Linked DNA regions of Homo sapiens: region 1 is linked to region 2. A link is a loop called in an ENCODE intact Hi-C map of the cell type or tissue named here. Cell type or tissue: heart right ventricle. All regions are shown on one strand. Each heading gives the region's core, and the rest is flanking DNA. Links, peaks and the distances in the headings are about the cores only.

Region 1 (4,961 bases), core at 1-4,000, 650 kb before region 2:
GCTCAGACATTCACATGTGTGTGCACATAGCCAGGCACATACAGGCATACGCACACATGTGCAGAAATGCACATACGTATGCATATCCATGCATGCATATATATAGACACAGACCCGGGCACACAGGCACACACATGCACAAATGCATCACATGCAGAGAGACTCAGGGGCATGCGCACACACACATACCCAGAGCTGCACATGCAGGCACACACACACATATGCCCACAAGTACACTTGTTTGTGTGAAGCACAGACATCCACACGCAGGCATATGTATGCATGCACACACACCTACATGTGCAGACCCTCTAGCCTGAGAAGCCCAGGTCTTCCAGGCAGATGGTTGTGTGAGTTTCTCTCTCCCAGGACCAGGCAGACGCAGCATAGAAGCCCTGATCCGTCTGTTCCTAACCCAGCAAGTGACACACAATAGCCTCTCTGTGTGGCCCTGAGTGGAGATGAGATTCAAAAAGAAAAAAGCAGCTTTCAACTTCCTCTACGTGAAAGGTCATCGCCCCCTCCCCACGTGGGGGTGTCAGGCGATGAGGGAGCCTGGGAGCCCAAGCAGGCTCTCGACAGACAGCTGTCTCTCGCATGTGATGGTGCCGCCGTCTTTCTCACCAGCAGCACGACGCTGCAGGCTCTAGGGGCTGTGGGTAGAGACAGACGGCCTGTGCCCTTTACATCCTTCCAGCCAAGCCCGCTGCTGTACTCCAGATGCGGGCCTTGTTTGCCCTCCCCGCGTATCTCTGAGGTCCCCACGAATTGCTGTGTGGCATGAATGTGAGATCCCTGCCATGGTATCCAAAAGGCAAGCCTCTACTTACAGGAGGGATGAAGGCCCTGAGGGGTGGTGGGTGTCCCATCCCCCTGAGAGTTGGGGGTGCAGAGGGCCCCTCTGCACCTGACCTGCCACCTGGTGGTCACTGTGGTGAGAAAGGGGTCCTGGGACTTCAGGCCTGGGGTTTTGGGGTGAAGATGTCTTGTCTAGAGGCACCAGCTGCCCACAGCCCTGCAGCCACCCTGGCCGAGAGCAGATGATCCAGCGAGTCCTCAGGGGAACATTATCCTCTTTGCAAAATAACTGTGGAATTAGAGCTTGATGTGGGCTTAGCGGGTGCCCTGCAGTGTCTCAGTTCATTCCTACCCAGCAAAGTGGCTGACGTGAGAGCGGGGTCTGCACCGACAGCAGGACCTCCCTGTTCACCTGCTCCCGAGACCACCAGGGAGCCATGCTGTGGCTGTGGCTGAGGCTGAGGGTGGGGCAAGAACCCAAATGCACACAAACCTGCATCATCCGTCCAGCACTGGATCCCAGGGTCTCTCTAGACATTTTAAAAGATCTTTAAAAACAGGGAAGAAAGAAACCAACCCCATTGGGGCGGTGGCGGCTCCCTTAAACTTTCAGCGACTGCCATGAGAACAGAGATTTCGGTGGCTCCAAAGAACACAGGCTTATATTCCTTTGCTTTTCTTGAGGTTCTTATGCCGGAAAGATGCAGGTGTTGCCTGCCCTCTTGCCCTGTGAGGCTGTTCCTCAGCCGCCAGCCCAGGACTGGGCGTCCGGCCGTTCTGTCCACGCTGCAGCCCTGCTGTCCGCTAGATGGCGCTGCGTCATGCCCGTGGCGGGCCTGTCTGGAACCCAGGAAGGCCTGGCGGAGTTCCAGGAGGGTCTCTGGAGACCCAGGCGTCAGCACAGTGGCGGGGACGAGTCCCCTCCCTGGAGGGTGTGAGATCCCCTCATTGCCGGGCTCTGGGCACCCAGAGCACAGATTTTGTTCGCTCACTGCTGGAGAAGCATAGCCTGCCTGGGAAATGCCCCCTCCCCTCTGTGGAGCCGGGAGGTATGCATGCAGGCATGTGTGTGTGTACACGTGTGTGCACACGCCTGTGCCTGTGTGTGCCTTGTGCATTCTGTGCAAGGATGTGTGTGCATGCGCATGCATGCATGCACACACCTGCACACACTCCTGTGGCCGTGTGCTCTTGTGCATATGTGGGGGTTCTGTGTGTGTGTCTGGGGACAGGGAGGTATAGGAGGCAGCTCCCTTTAGCCCATTGGAGGCTAGCCCTGTGTATGTGCTGGACTCCAAGATGACAAAGACCTGCCCAGGTCTCAGCCTCAGCCTGTAACTGCTCTGAGCCTCCATTTACTCATCTGTAAAATTGAGATGCCCCAGTTACCTCCCAGGTGTGATGAGGCCCCATGGAGACCATGGGGCGAGAGGGCCCTCCCCACAGGCATGACGCAAAGTGACATCGATACACACCTGTGTTGTGGTCACGCACCTCCAGCAGCGGCCACAGGAAGGACACTGAGGTCTGCCCTGGGCTGAGGCCCATGGCATCCTGTTCATCATGGGGGTGCCACGGAATCCCCCATCCCACAGGGGAGGAGACGCAAGCTGAGAGGCGAAGCCACAAGCCTGACTCTGAGCCCAGGCTGTCGTCCCGGGCCGCGGTGCCCACACTGCCACTCAGCCCTGGCTGGAGATGCAGTGCTGAGGTGGGCAGGTGGCTCCACCAGCCCCATGAGGCTCAGTGGGACCTGGTGGAGGGTGGCACTGGCCTTGGAGAAGACTTGAGCCCAGCCTCTCTGTGCTGGCAGCTGGGAATGCTGAGAGGCAGGAGGAAGCTGGGGGGCACTTCCTGAGCCCCCACTGCATGGGGACAAAACCCAGGGATCCCTCCCCAGGCAGAGACCCCACCGGGCTCGATCACCAGACTTCTGGCTGTCAGCTGGCACAGAGGCCCAGCAGGGACAACCCCGGAGGAGGGGAATGTGTCATTGGGAGCCTGGGCAGCCATCAACTAGTCCTGGCCTAAACGTGGAGCACCTGGTGCCCGGCCCTTTGGCAGGGCCTTCCTTGGGGACAGAGGTGACTGCTGGTGCCTGGACCCAGGAAGCTCCCCCATCTCCCCAGGCCACCAGAGGCCCCGAGTCACTCCCGGGTGAAAACACAAATCCAGGCTGGGGCAGCTGACAGGTGGTTCCCAGGGAGGAACTGAGGGGTTGAGGGGCAGGAGAGGTGGGAGCTGGACACAGTGACTTCTGGGGCATCAGGCCTCGGCCATCTCCGAAGGAGGGCTCCCGGGAGGTGCACGTGGACAAGATTTCTGGACGAGATCAGGCTGCTTACCCGTCTGCCAAGGCCCTGCAGCTTGGGTGTCTTTGCGAACCTGTCAGTAATTGGGGTTGTGTCCAACAGCCTGTGCCAGGCTCCTTGGCGGGGCAGTCCTTGCAGCAGTCCTTGAAGGTCACCTCGAGAGCCAAGGCTGGGCAAAGCGATGGATCCATCAGGTGCAGGGGGAATGGTGTCTGGGGCCCACAAAGGTCACGATGTGGCCCCGCAGGTGCCAATGAGGGAGCCAGGGTCCAGCCACCTGTGCTTGCCAGCTGGGTGCCCTGGTACCAGGGGACGAGCTCCTTCTTGGTTTGCACAAAGGCTGGTGGGCCCCGTCCAGGAGCTGCTGCCCAACAGTGTGCTCTCGGATCCCTAGGACACGGGGGCCCCAGCTGCATGCTGTGCTCAGCCCCATCGGACACTGGGAGCCCCCTTCTATGGAACCAGAGCTCCCGAGGGGATGCTAGAAAAGTGTGGAGCTCTTTTCCTGGGCGCTGAGCCCCCTGTCCATGGTAGGAAAGAGGACAGTATTAGTGATGGGGATGCAGGGACACCTGTGGCTTCAGAGCATCAGCTTGGAGTGTCTGATTTAGTCATGAGACAGCCTCACCTGGGGAGAACTTTCTTCCCATTTTACAGAGGGGTAAATAGAGGCTGCTGTGGCGCCCTGCCCAGGAGCCCTGGCTGCTTCGAGGCTGAGGAAAGCAGGGAGGTGAGCAGCTCGGGGCCTGCCCTGCAGGTGCACCCGGACCCTGGGTGGGCCCTGCCACCCCGCACGCCTTCCCCAGAGCCCTCTGAGCCTTGGCCGGTGGGCGGACGGAGAAGGTTCTGAGGGGAGGAGTCTGGAAAGAGGGAGGGGCTTTGTGAGGGACCACAGGGGAAGTGGGGCTGAGCCTCTGCTGTCCTCAGCCTCTGCTGTCCTCAGCTGGGTCTCCCACCAGGTCCCTTCCACCCGCTGTGGCCTTGGCGTCCTTCTTGCTTGGGCCCCATGGGTCAGCTGTGGGTGCCTGGACACCCATAAGTGGCCATCCTGCCTGGGTCCCTGGACCTCTTGCCACCTCTCCCATCCCCACACACCTGCCACCATGCCAGCAGCCACTTTCTAGAGCCTTCCGTAGCAAATGAGTTCCTTCATCTCAAATTAGGTGCAGGGGGAATGGTGAGGCTTTCTATAAAAGCCTCTCTGCTGATGACGGCTTCCTGCACAAACAGACCTCCACTAGGGACTGGAGCGACAACCTCTCCCCGCTGAGCGCAGCCGGCGCGTCTCCCGTGGAGCCCACGTCTCCTGGGAACAGCCTCCTCCTCTGACAGACAGGGCCACAGAGCCAACTTGTTACAGTTTGCAGAGAGCCCGCTGCCCTCTGCCGCAGCTCAGTTGGGTGGGTGCCTGGGCCCCGGGCCACCCCTCTGGTGCTGGTCCTTGGCTCCTCTTTTTGCAAAATAGAAAGGAATTTCCAGAATCTCAGCAAAACTACACCGCAGCTTGGACTGTGGATTTGGGGTCTGTGCAAAGCACCCTATCCCTTTCTTGGGGCAGTCAGGCTGGAAGAAGACCTTGCCCGCCCAGGGCACCCCTGAGGTGCAGGGCACCGTGCCTGTGATGCCCTCATGGGTGCACTGAGCTCCCCACAGCCCTGCAAGAGCTTTCTGCTGATGGCTCCCGAGTCACAGATGGAGAAACTGAGGGGTTGTTTATTGGGCCTGCCCATCTGGTCAGCAGCAGAGCGGACGCCCCGTCCGTGCAGCCCCTGTGCAGCTGTTGCTGGCCACTTTGTCTGTTTGTTAGGTTCTGATGGGACCTGGGGGACACCCCATTCTGGGAGCCTGCTG
Region 2 (6,020 bases), core at 1,033-5,032:
TGAGAGAGGCACAGAGAGCCTGCTATGCAGAAACTGCTGGAAGGCCAAGCCATTTCTTTCTTTTCCTTTTTTTTTGTTTTTGACATATTCTCACTCTCACCCAGGCTGGAGTGCAGTGGTGCGATCTCAGCTCACTGCAACCTCCGCCTCCCAGGTTCAAGTGATTCTCCTGCCTCAGCCTCCCGAATAGCTGGGATTACAGGCGCGCACCACCACGTCCAGCTAATTTTTGTATTTTTGGTAGAGATGGAGTTTCACTATGTTGGCCAGGCTGGTCTCAAACTCCTGACCTTAAGTGATCCGCCTGCCTCAGCCTCCCAAAGTGCTGGGATTACAGGGTGAGCCACCGCGCCCAGCTGATCCTAGATTATTTATCCAATAATTAGCCCGTATTCCTGAGATACTGTAATATTTCTGGCCACAAGATAATCCAGCAGAGAAGGACAAAGTCCAGTGAGTGTGTGGTGCCCACACCCCAGAATTGGGTGACACAGAGAAGATTAAACAAAGTGGCTGAAGATCCCCTTGGAAAGCAGGAGCGCTTACTTCCCAGGGTGCCCCTCAGCGTGTCACACACCCAGAGTCCATGTGGTCCTCGGCAATCAGCTCTCTAAGCCCTTCCCTGGACCAGCCCTCCCAGGATCTCTAGGTCACGAATTCTAAACCGGGGGTCATGGGGCAGAAAAGGGTGCAATTTCTGGGCCAAGGTCCAAGTGAGGATTCCATGGCTAATTCCAAAAGAGATGCTCTCCCAGAAGCTTATGAACGCTCCTCCAGAGGCCTGGAGAAACGAAACCGCTGCAGTCCTTTGCGGGGACAGGCTGTCTGAGCCGATGAGTTCCACACGCTTGAGGCTGGGGATCCACAGCCCAGGGCCACTCTGGTACCCAGAGGTGGGCTGTTTAAGAGAATATGGGCTGCCAGGGGTCCCAGGCCACTTCACCTCACCTCCACCAAGCTGCAAGGCAGAGACTCGGTGCCTCGAAGGTGTTTCTTGAAATAACTCGTTCTCAAAAACATTCTTGAAAAGAACTGCCCAGATTCTCTCAGAGACAAACTCTTCAAGGTCACATGGATGTAAAGGAGGGCTGGGCAATGGCTGGGGATGAGTGTACAGAGAGCACGTCTGTGGAAGCAGAAACAGCCCCTCAAAAGAGGGTGTCCTTCAGGGGCCCCGTGGGGACACGATCATCAGAAACACCACGGAGCATTCAAAGACTGCCCTGATCGTGGGTTCAATGCCGGGGTCACCTCCAGGTCCACCAAAAAGATGCTGCGCTGTCTTCTAATAATTACAGAGCATCTCATAAAGTGAACTCACCTGCCCTACATCCCCCGTCCCTTTCTCATCTGAATCAGAAAGAGGAGCTCATTTTAGTCCAGGCCATGAGCAAGTGGCTGGGTCAAGGCGATGAGGTTCTCCATCAACAGCTCGTTAATCACGTCCAGATAAGCCCAGAGGGTTTAATTAACTGTGGCAGGTGCCGCCCCACGACTGGGTGACAGGGACAACTTGGATGCTGTATCTTAGAGCTAATGCTGCTTCCCGCTCCGGGCATGTAATTAAAAGCAGAGACCCGGCATTTAGCAGTTGACTCTCATTAAAAGCCTCCCATGCTCTTGCTAGGAGTCACGACGTTTGATTCATCGTCTCTTAATGTCACTGCCCCTGGTTAAGCTTCTGTCTGGAAGTGCTTCCTTTCCCACGACCCCGAGGTTTCTCTCAACCTCATCCCTCAGGACCCATCCGACTCTTTCTGCCCTTGGAGTCCTGGCGGCCCAGCTACCACCAGAGACACAGCTGATAGAAGGTCAAGGGCACTGGGCCACACCCACCCACCCACATCCAGCAGAGAAGGACAGTGACAAAGCCCAGTCCCGTCCAGAAGGACAAAATCCCACTGTTGCAACTGCCTTTTCACTACAGTGAAACGAAGCCGGGCTCGTGAGAGGGGCTTCCTGGAAAGCTGAGCCCGCTTCTGCCACCACGCAGGCTTGAGCGCTGCTCCTGGCTGGAGGCCAGAGGGCCAACGGGACCCACCGCCCCAAACAGAAGGGTGCGGCACTTACCAGGGTACAGCTGCTTGGTGGGTGCGCTGAGCTGCGCGTCTTTGGTGACTCTGTAAGCGACATCCGGGCCTTTGGAAGATCGCCGCGTGGCGCAAAAGCCTGTTGTCTTTGTTATTCCATCAGGCAAGTTGTGAAAATCTAGAACCTTCAGGAGATCTGCTGGCTGAGCTGAAATGACAGAGGAGGAGCAGAGTTAGCCACGGAGAGGAAAGGAGCACCTGGGAACACCCGGAAGCTGGGATGACAGGAAGCACCCCCACCCCCACCACTGTGAATCCTGGGCACTCAGAAGAGCCCCAGGACCAGCTTAGAGCCGCGTGCTGGGCGAGGCAGGGCACCACGCTGCGGAGGAGGGTCCCATCCTTGTCCCCACCAGCAGCCACATACCGGGGGCAGACCCAGGCTAGCCCAGAGGGTCCCATCCCTGTCCCCACCAGCGGCCACACACCAGGGGCAGACCCGGGCTAGCCCAGCTCTGACGACGCCCTCCTTCCTCACTGCGCTCTCGTGGCTCCTGAGGCTGGCAGGGGCCACACACCCAGCCTCCCAGACACCTCTTCTCATTGGCCACGTAAGGAGAGCAGCCCAGGCAGATGCTGGAAGGCCACAGAAGGCCCACTGCGGAGCTGACCGCCTTATGGTGTGCTGTGCAATGACACAGGAGAACCGGTGGGTCACAACATCTGCCCTGCAGCCCTGAGAACCTTCACCCCACCTGAGGCCCCTCCAGAGGTCACGGGGATGTCACTGGCCTAGTTTATCCCCCCGTCATTATCCACCTGGACTGTCTGTCGCCTTCCCATGACCGTTTACAGCGGGTGTGCAGTTTCCATTGCCCTGGAAGACCCCTGCCCACATCGCCAGACCATGCAGAGCCAAGAACAAGGGAGGGGCAGCCCCCGCATCCCTTCCAGAAGGTTCCTGACCCTCTATCCAGGGGCTCTCAGGGAAGGGCAAGGGGATAAGCTGACCTCTGGCCACTGAAGCCGTGATCATTACCAGGGAGCTCAATGGTCACCCTCCAACACAAAAGACGGCCCCATCTGCCAGAGCCTCCTTCCCCCACACCACGAGGACCCCAGACCTGCATCCACCACAAGGCGCGAATCCAGGAACCTGCCCTGAACAAGGTCAGTTTTATGGGAAAAGCACTGCTCCTGTGCCCACGAGCAAGAGGCTCCCTGGGAGTCCCGGCAGAGAAAATAAACTCGAAGTTGGCATCACAGCGACAGAATGGTGTGTGTTGGGGCGGCCTGGGAGTTGGAGGAACCCAGCAGCCGGCAACTGCCCTGCCCAGTAGATGTGGACGGGGTTGGCCGTGCCCCCTCTGCTGGCCAATCAGAGCATGACACCGCCCTGTCCCAGACGGTCAGCTCAGGGATGGACGTGAGACCAGCCAGGATAAGGAAGCTCCGTCCTGGGGCTTTTTTCCTTTGAGAAAGAGGAATCCTCCCTGCTCTGCTGGCTCCAAACACAGAACAGGAACCTGGAGCTGCTGGCAACTGTCTCCTGAGCAGGTGGAGAGTGCTTGCCTGAGGATGCAGAGAGACAGACTGGCCACACTGTTTGAGTAGCTGGATCAAGCTGTGCCTGACAGAAACCGGTGTATCCCTCTTTATGCTAATGCCAATTGGAGTTAGATCCCAACATCTGCTACTAAACAGTGCCCATCTCTGGGTGCAGTGGTGTGGGCCTCCTCAGCTATCAGTTCCCCGCTCTCTGGCCTGGCCCTCCTCCCCAGGGAGGAATGGTGATCAGCCTGCGACGGGCTCAAGAGGAAAGTCCCACCTTTTTCCCAAGGGCAGAAGGTTTGGAGGTGAGATGGGATGGCCACGCAGGTTTCCTCTCTGCTGGTTTTCAAGGACTCCTGCAGCCAGGGGCACCTGCAGCCTCGGCACTGCCACGGGAGGAGGTGGCTGCCAGAGACAATGGCGCAGTGTCACTGCTTGTCCCAGCAGGCCCTCAGCAAGAGGAGCACCCAGACGGAGGACTCTGTCTCCCCAGCACTCCCTGTCCCTCCAGGGGACTCAGCGCGGGCACTGTGCTTGGTGCGCAGGCCACAAGGAGGTACAGACAGGAACCTGTGCCACCCCCACCCCCGCCATGACCAGCTGACAGTGCAGGGAAGACAGCAGCCTGGGCAGGGCTCTGAAGGAGACCAGGGTGGAGGGAAATCGAAGCCGCATTTCTCATTCATGAAGCCCCTCCCCATCCACAGTTCTCTGGAAGGCTCCACAGTACCCAGGTCCCAGGGTTCTGAAGTCCCTGCCTCTGACGGTGTCATTTCTACAGCTTGGCTTTGCTGCAGTCCTCTGCCAATTAAATCAAGAAGCCAGAAACATGGAGAAGCTGAGGATTTCCCACTGCGGCGTGGGAACAGTGACAAAGGGGAGGGGCGGCACAGGGACCCAGAACACCCCACGTCCAGGCCTCTCATGGCCTCTCTGTTTTCCTGGGTGGCTTTCGGCTGCCAAGCAGGGCACAGCCCACCCAGCTCTGTCACCCCCTCGGGCATGTATGGCACCTCCCACCTGGCCCCAGCAAAGAAGGCTTTGGTGGGCTTTTGCCTTTGACTTGAGAAGAAACGCTGAGTGCCAGTGCCTGGTGAGGCTGCACCGCGCAGCCCTGGGCCTGGATGCAGCCCGTGGAAAGAGAGGATGCGCCAGCTGCCGGTCCACCTGCTGAAGATGACACAGTGCCGAGCCCTGGGTCATCCCTAAGACTCAATTCCAGCACTGGCAGCGGCCGGGGCAGGGGAGCAAGGATCCCGGCCGGGGCTTCCTGGACTCACACCATAACAAGCCCGTGATGCTCTTCCCAGACTCAGGCTCGCAAGCCTGTTTTCTCCATTGCTGAAGGCAAGAGCTGTTTTCCAGCAGGCTTGGTGGACATGTTCGCAGATCTCTGTTGCAACAAGTTTAAGAGGCCACCAGACCTTTCCCAGGCCTAGTGCCACCCCTCCTGCTGGCCAGGGGCTTCCTGTGCCAGAGCAGAGGAAAACATTAAGTACTTTTTGAAAAAGAAAAGGTTGGGGAGAGCCCAGGAGGAGCCTGGCGCACAGCCTTTCAGGAGCTTTTCTTCCAGCCTCCATCAGGATGAAAACTCCACTTGGACACAGCACAAGCTTTGGGGACAGGTGGACATGGGTTTGAAGCCAGTGGCACCCCCCACCAGAGGGTGGATCCCAGTGGGTCAAGGCCAGTGAGAGAAGCTGCAGAATCAACAGTGGCCACCGCACACTGGCCCGTGCACTTCCCGGCTCAACAAACAAGAGCCCCTCTCTTTTGCCCTTTTCTCCTAGACAGCCAGGCAGGGGCCCATCACCAGCAGTTCCCAGAGGACCCACCGAGCAGCCCAGGTGCTCAGTGAAGACGAGATGGCATCACGCGTGTGGTCTCCACACCCAGCCCGGTGCCTACTCTTTAGTGAAGGACCATGCAGCTGTGCCCAGAGGTTCCTGAGACCGACCATCTGATGCACAGAAGGCCAGCTCCGAAAGCTTCATGAAACAAAAACTTTGTTGATTCCATGGAACCCTCGCCATGACCGGATCACCTATGGGGTCAGTCCATCACATGGTGGATGGATGGATGGATGGATGGATGAATGGATGGATGGATGATGGATGGATGGATGGATGGATGGATGGATGGATGGATGGATGAAGTCCCAGAGAATAGCAGGTGTCCTGCTGTGCCTTGGCCACCCAAGCTCCAGCCCTGTCTCCTCTAGGCACCATCCTGCTCTGCAGTCTGGGGAGCTAAAAACTACACTTCCCAGGTGCCTTTGCATAAGGATGCAGGGTGCAAATTAGAATCTGCCAATCAGAGAGACTCATGGAGCTGGACAGTGAGAGGGAGGTGGCAGCCTCCTCCGCCCTGGCACAGCCAGCAGGGCCATATCCCCAGACACAGCATATGGAGGTGATCCTCATGTCCAGACCCCCACGC

What was found. Peaks named below come from ENCODE experiments on the same cell type or tissue, not always from the same donor. Only the 100,000 strongest peaks of a DNase experiment are listed, where the experiment ranks them.
Region 1: a loop joins it to region 2, with 6 times the contacts of the local background. A loop is called at or near these places in 12 of 110 quality-filtered maps.

The regions. Positions count from the first base shown.
Region 1 is chr9:135,340,784-135,345,744 of GRCh38, reverse strand. It overlaps LINC02907 (long intergenic non-protein coding RNA 2907), which reads right to left and starts at 2,496. Exons shown (of 3, transcript NR_171012.1): 1 at 2,274-2,496; 2 at 1,292-1,723; 3 at 1-451. RefSeq lists an enhancer at 2,743-3,455. In heart right ventricle, for the core only: a CTCF peak has its summit at 1,605 (motif pointing right); a DNase peak (open chromatin) is centred at 1,634; H3K27me3 peaks cover 3,908 bases.
Region 2 is chr9:134,687,130-134,693,149 of GRCh38, reverse strand. COL5A1 (collagen type V alpha 1 chain) reads right to left here. Exons shown (of 66, transcript NM_000093.5): 2 at 2,071-2,238. Among named protein-coding and RNA genes, the nearest start is that of COL5A1-AS1, 37 kb to the right of the region's middle. RefSeq lists an enhancer at 3,570-4,360. In heart right ventricle, for the core only: a CTCF peak has its summit at 3,407 (motif pointing left); DNase peaks (open chromatin) are centred at 1,749 and 3,409; H3K27ac peaks cover 1,606 bases.